2 separate regions of the Homo sapiens genome follow, and region 1 is linked to region 2. A link is a contact called in ENCODE Hi-C or POLR2A ChIA-PET data. All regions are on one chromosome and are shown on one strand. The core of a region is the stretch at or near the end of the contact, and the rest is flanking DNA. Distances in the headings are between cores, read along the strand shown. Region 1 overlaps DOCK10 (dedicator of cytokinesis 10). Region 2 overlaps DOCK10 (dedicator of cytokinesis 10).

What was found. A loop is a pair of places that touch in the nucleus more often than their neighbours do. ChIA-PET counts read pairs that join two places held with the same protein, here RNA polymerase II (POLR2A). Pooled maps may share reads with other maps.
Region 1: a loop to region 2 is called in a map with no recorded cell type, with 2.7 times the contacts of the local background. The contact joins two enhancer-like sites. A Hi-C loop is called at or near these places in 2 of 168 maps with a recorded cell type or tissue (chondrocyte and natural killer cell), 1 of 37 single-sample maps with no recorded cell type and 5 of 50 pooled maps. POLR2A ChIA-PET finds 5 or more read pairs at or near these places in 9 of 52 experiments (GM10248, T-cell, activated CD4-positive, alpha-beta T cell and 4 more).

Annotation. Positions count from the first base shown.
Region 1 is chr2:225,024,368-225,027,936 of GRCh38, forward strand. The region is part of intron 1 of DOCK10 (dedicator of cytokinesis 10); the gene reads right to left. Among named protein-coding and RNA genes, the nearest start is that of MIR4439, 16 kb to the left of the region's middle. Within about 2 kb of position 2,009, at least 5 of the 41 ENCODE cell types and tissues checked have a DNase peak (open chromatin) inside an H3K27ac peak, as active enhancers do; they include natural killer cell, where a contact is called at or near this core.
Region 2 is chr2:224,920,996-224,924,292 of GRCh38, forward strand. All of the region lies in intron 2 of DOCK10 (dedicator of cytokinesis 10), which reads right to left. Among named protein-coding and RNA genes, the nearest start is that of MIR4439, 88 kb to the right of the region's middle. Within about 2 kb of position 1,421, at least 7 of the 41 ENCODE cell types and tissues checked have a DNase peak (open chromatin) inside an H3K27ac peak, as active enhancers do; they include natural killer cell, where a contact is called at or near this core.

The DNA.
Region 1 (3,569 bases), core at 759-3,258, 100 kb after region 2:
GGGGCATCATGTCTAAAATTTATTCACAGATGTTTAAAAAGAAATAGTATTCTTTGTATGTGTAGAGAGAGAATGAATAATTTTTAAATTTTAAGTATGGCAAAATGTTAACATTTGGGGGATCTGAAGGAAGGGTATATGATATTCTTTGTACTGTATTTTACAATTGTTTTACAAATATGAATGCTTTTCAAAATAAGAAAAGAAAATCAGGCAAACATTGAGCACATTTTGATTCATGGCCAGGCATGGTGGCTCATGCCTATAATCCCAGCACTTTGGGAGGCCGAGGTGGGCGGATGCCAGGAGTTTGAGACCAGCCTGGCCAACATGGCAAAACCCCATTTCTACTAAAAATACAAAAAAAAAAAAATTTAGCCGGGCATAGTGGCACATGCCTGTAATCCCAGCTACTCAGGAGGCTGAGGCACAAGAATTGCTTTAACCAGGGAGGTGGAGGTTGCATGAGCTGAGATCACGCTACTGTGCTCCACTGTGAGCAACCAATGAAACTCTGTTTCAAAAAGAAAAAAAAGAAAAAGAAAAAAAAATCAAAAAAACATTTTGATTCATGGTTACCACAGGGAAGGGATGAACTTGGGAAAGGGAGAAGCTGACGGAGGTCTGCAAAGGTATTGGTCATGTGTATTTCATAAAATTAATTTTATTTGTATTCTTTAAGGAGTAAATAAACGTTCTAGGAACTCATTTATAGAAAAAGTAGAAAACAAGTATTTGCCACATTAAGCAGGTGCCCAGTGCAATGCAAGCTCTCTGGGCTTTGGTGGAGATCAGGGAAGGATTCTTGAGGAGATATCGAGTGAGAAGAATTCTGAGTAAGAATCGTGAAGGAGTCCTGTAGGCAGGAGAAAGACCAAATTAAAGGGCTGTGGCTTAAAGGAAGATGTTGCATAAGGGGTACTTGAAGGTGGTCCCTGGGCCTTTGACCCAGGCAGTAAGAGGACACTGGAGTTCGAAACTCCTAGATCCAAGGTGTTCCATGCTAGCAATGGGACATTTTAATATGTCTCCATATTTCCCTCAGCAAACTGGATAATTCAGAAAAAATCTAATGCACAATCTAATATGACTCACCACAACTAGAAAAAAATATTTAGAAATGGTAGAAATGTTCAACAGCTAAAAATTCCAATGAGAAATGATAGGTTGTGCATTTTAAAAAATAAAGAAATCATGGGCCTAGAATGCAATTTTCCTCACAATCACATTTCATGAAAGGCAATAATTAAAATGGTTAGTTTTAAAAAGTCCCTGAACCTGTTACATTTTCTCAGAAGCATTGGACCGAAATGCCTGGGCTCTTGTTTCCAAGGCTAGGTAATATTCAAAGCCCTTCAGTTAAAAAAAAAGGAGGATAATGCCATACTGCTCCCCTTTTACTACAATATTTGCAATGCATTACCCTTTCAAAATTGACAAGTTATGGTTAGAACATTTTTTAAAAACCATACATATGCATATACATCTATCCATCCATCTAACCAAGAATCATTTATGAAGCTATTATAAAACTCTCTGTCTGGAAGCAATGAGATAATAACTAAATAATTACAATAAAAATTAATTAAGGTATTCAAGAAGTGTTATGGAAATACAGAAGAGGAAGAGACTAAGTCTGCCTGTGGACTCAGAAGAGGGTAACAGAAGAGGGGCAAATTAGTTGGGTCTTGAAAGGCAAGCAGGAGCCGAACAAGAAGAGAAAAAAGGAAGTGTCCTCTGGGTAGCTGGTGGCACGGGCCTGAGTGGCATCCTTGGGTAATGCCCAGAAGCTTGAGTGGCTGAAGTGTGGCAAAGGTTGGAGGAAAGAGAATACTAGAAAGTGAAGCTAGATGCCAGAAAGGTAGGCTGAAACCAAGTGAGATGTAATCCTCTGAGGGCAATAATCAAGAACATTAGCAGCATTCTGGCAGGGCTATATCATGATCAAAGCTGTGTGTTCACAAGATGCAGGCAGAATGGAGGGTGGATAGTTGCCTGGGGAGAGACAGGAAGACAACTAGTGAGAAGGCTGGAAGGAAACCACAAGGACATTGCAAAACACTGTCTGGGGAAGAAATACTGAGTGACTTACATAAATCACTAAGGTCAGGGAGCTGTCTGAAATATTTAGGAGGTAGCCTTGCCAGTACTTGGAGCATGAACTGATGTGGAGTGGCCAGGGGTGGAAATAATTGAGCATGGTTTTAGTTTGAGATTTCCTGGATCCACTGAGGTATACAACTCAGGAAATAAGAAAAGCAGATTTATGAAGCAAGAAACTGTGTTAGATCTGGATCCTGTTGAGTTTGAAGTAATTGAGGAACTTCAGGACAGAGATATCAATGGGCAGAGCTCAGAGATGTGTGAAAGGGTGAAATCACCTAGGGGGGGTTTTGTGGGGAAGGCAGAGAGAAGGGGGTCTAAGATTAGATCCCTTGTACATCCTAACATTAAAAGCCCATTTTTCCTCAAATTGTTCCATGGATTGAAAATATATTGAATAATACTTGATCCACTCTTCTGTGACCAGATATATAGTGAATCTCTGTTTATTGATGAATCAAAGATGTCTTTTTGAATCAAATGCCTGTGTTAAATGGTTCAGACTATCTTTCAGAGTAGTGATGATTGAGTCCCCATACACAACTTATAGTCAGCTTGTCAGGCCCCGTACATAGAGCACGTGGTTCTTCCCACAGGCTCCTCAGTACACAGTACTAGGGAATATATGGAGAAAGAAGTACAGAGCCTTGTAGGTCTGAGATCCGTCATGGATGAAATGTATTCTCACCTAAACAAAATGATGAGGCCTGGTCAGAGACAAAGCCCTACACAGACCTCGCCTGCACACCCAGACCAGGCCCCACTAGTCACCTTTCGTGACAGTCTAGGGTCTACTGAATCACAGTGAGATCATTCTGAGATGTTCACGCCCAGGCACAGGAGCACAGAGGCAACTGGACAGCACTCTCCTTGGCCCGATGACCACTGTAATAATGAACACGGATGTAGCTTCAAAACTCTGAAGCATGTTATCACTTGATCCTTGAGATGGTTTGGATCTATGTCCCCACCCAATTCTCATATCAAATTGTAACCCCCAGTGTTGGAGGTGGGGCCTCGTGGGAAGTGATTGCATCATGGGATCGGTTTCTCATGGTTTAACACCATCCGCCCTGGTACTGTGGTCATGATAGTGAGTCTCACAGGGATATGGTTGTTTAAAAGTGTGTAGTGCCCCCTCCCTCTCTCTCCTTCTCCTGCTCCTGCCATGTAAGACGCCCCACTTCCCCTTTGCCTTCCTCCATGATTAAAAGCTCCCCAAGGTCTCCCCAGAAGCAGATGCCACCATGCTTCCTGTATAGCCTGTGGAACTGTATGTGAGCCAATTAAACCTCTTTTCTTTACAAAGTACCCAGTCTCAGGTATTTCTTTATAGCAGTGGGAGAACAGACTAACACAATCCTCATAAGAATTTTGTGTCTACTAATTTTACAAGGATAAAAGCTAAGGTCTATTAACTTAATCAAAGCCACATAAGCAGAGGGTTAGATTTAAGAACTGTCTCT
Region 2 (3,297 bases), core at 171-2,670:
TGTAATCCCAGCCCTTTGGGAGGCTGAGGTGGGCAGACCAATTGAGGTCAAGAGTTTGAGACCAGCCTGGCCAACATGGGAAAACACCGTCTCTATTAAAAAAAAAAAAAAAAAAAAATATATATATATATATATATATAATGTATATACACAAAAAATAGCCGGGCATGGTGGCGGGCACCTGTAATCCCAGCTACTCAGGAGGCTGAGGCAGGAGAATCACTCGAACCTGGGAGGGGGAGGTTGCAATGAACCAAGATCATGCCATTGCACTCCAGCAATGTTGCTGGGCAACAACAGCAAAACTCCATTTCAATAAATAATAATACTAACGTGAACACTTAGCTAATTTAAGAAGTTTTTTGTTTGTTTGCTTGTTTTATTGGTAAGTTTCTGGAATGTAGGCTTGGGTTCCCCATAACAGTAATCACATGGCTACTAGATTAGTAATGTCCTATAGTTAGATAGGCCCCCAAATACATAAGGTAATGTTCACATCCAATTTATGAGACTGCGAATTAATTCAGGCCGAGTTACAAAAATTGCTTAATCACGTGTACAATGCCTGGTGGTCTCTTGTTATAAAATGATGTTGACTTTTTACTAAATAAGACAACAGGCTGAATTATGCTCTTGGAACCATGTGATAAATCTAAAACATTATTTTACAATATGTGCAGTTATTGCATATCTAATATCCTGTGCAGGTTACACAAGGTATAGGAAAGAGAATACATGTATGATGTATGCCCATAACGTGCTATTGATCTTAGTTGTATTTTATTATAATGCTGGAGCATTTGTCTGAAAAAGTGCAAGGACAGCCAGGCGCTGTGGCTCATGCCTATAATCCCAGCGCTTTGGGAGGCTGAGGCGGGTGGATCACCTGAGGTTGGGAGTGTGAGACCAGCCTGACCAACACGAAGAAACCCCGTCTCTACTAAAAATAAAAATAAAATAAAATAAAATAAAAATTAGCTGGGCATGGTGGCACATGCCTGCAATCCCAGCTACTCGAGAGGCTGAGGCAGGAGAATCGCTTGAACCCGGGTGGCGGAGGTTGCGGTGAGTCGAGATGGCGCCACTGTACTCCAGCCCGGGCAGCAAGAGCAAAACTCCATCTCAAAAAAAAAAAAAAAAAAAAAAAAGTGCAAGGACTCCACAAGTTTCCACTTTAAAAACTGTGGCACTTCTTCTCATTTTAGATCTCTTTAATGTGTCTCCACTGAAGCAAAAATGAATTGATCGAATACAAAGAAAACTGTAAACAATCATATTTGGTAAGGGTTTTAATATGGTTACAAAGAATTTTTTCTTTTCTGAGAATCAGATGCTTTCAGACCACTACAAATTGTCTTGACCACAAGAGATTTCCTGTTCTCTTTTATAAAACTCTGGTCAACAATTAGTATAGCTCAATAGCATAAAAGGGATCTGAAACTGCAGTGGAACTCAGCTGAGCTTCTCCTTTGGTGGTAGGATTTCATAAGGAGCCTATCTATTGTCCAGAGATCAGGCATTTGGAAATAAAAACTGTCCTGAAATGATGCATGCAGGCCTGTGTTTATAGTTTCAGGTCCATGAGATTCAGACATCCTCCCTTGCAGCCCTGTCACTTTCTGGTTTCTTGTAGCCTGCAGTGGATGGTCTTGGAGGTTTCGTTACAGCCACCAATCTGCTGGCTATACTGGCTACAGAAGACTTCCTTCCAAGCACATCAGGACTATCTCTCAATTGGCCAAAGGTCACTGTAAAAGTCTAAAAAAGGGCTGCTTATCCTATCTTGGGGCTGAGAAAAGCTTCCTCTGACAGTATTGTAGCTTCCCCCTGTTCAAAAAGGAGGACAAAATGATGGTGTTTAAAGTAATCAATCAGTCTAAGCTTGGGGAGTTATAAGCCTCACAATAAGAACTATTAACTAAAACTTTGTGATTAATGACCCTCAGCATGTGTTTAAAAGTGATTTTAACCTAAATTTCTCAGACATCGATATTGTCTTTTATTCTATTAGAGAATGTCCTTAGATTACATTAGTTTCTTGAAAAACATCTTTTACCACATTCAGAAGAGTATTGTTGTGATTTTATTTTACTTATTGTTTAAATATATGAGAATATTACTTTAGTACCTGACTTGTGCTTTAAAGGGAAGGCCCTTCTTGTTTTGCTGGGGTTGAACTGTATGGCAAATATACAAATAATGAACAGTTGTCTATTACTTGATAGCAGTCATTCCAGCCAAGTTAAGCATGAAGACACAGTGTTGTAGTATTTAGGTATATAGTAGTGATAGAATCCTATAAGAAGAACTTCAAGGTGTTTTACTCTTGGATTGACAAACTACTGAGCCAGTCATTTCACTTCTTTTTTGTGACTTATTTTCCAGGCTCCAAAACATGTCTCATCTCCTCTAAAGAGGTGAGGACCAAACATTCTACATATGGGAAGATGTGAGCATTAATAGAAACGAGGTGCTCCAACAATATAAAGACACCTACTGCACCAGGACCTCCCCCTGGCAAAGACTCTGAGGTCTGTGGTCTGAGTTTACCATCCAAGAAAGCCCAGTGAAGAGGGTTGCCTGCTGCGAGGCCTGCAGACATGGTCTAGGGAAGAGAAATGGACTGAAGAGCGGCCCAGCACTGCCAGCTCTCACCGGCTCCATCCCACCTGGCTGCCCGCATTTCTCCTTCAGGGCCAGCCTCATTCCTGCACAGGGCCTTTGCCCATGCTCCTCTGCCTCTCCAAAAGTCTTTTTCTTTCCTCATTCTTTAGAAATCTCAGGTTTTGTATAGGTGCCAGCTCCTTTTCAAAAGCTTTCTAATTCATCCAACACACATTTTTCTTCCCTGAATGCTGTTATTTACTCTCTGTAGCACACATGAAGTCTGCAGCTTACCCATAGAATATTTTAGGCCGAAAGGTTATGCTGCTGATGAATTCAGCCGGTCATTTTACCTGTGTGTTTTATTGTTTATAAGCAAGCCACATTACATCTGCTTTGGGGGTAAAATATAACAACTGTAAAATAAGTTTTGCCATGTTCCTTATTACTCCTTTGCTATGTTCCATTCATTCCTTTTAAAGAATAAAGTGCTCGTATCTACATATATGCTTTCATGATTCCTTTGTATCCTTCCTGTGATCACGTGCACCACCTCTATCCTAACACATAGAATGGCTTTTTAAAAAAACCATCTAATTGAGATATAACTGATCTGTCATAAAATTTATCCTTTAAAAGTATAGAATTGAGTGGTTTTTGGTATATTCACAGAGTTGTGCAACCATTACCACG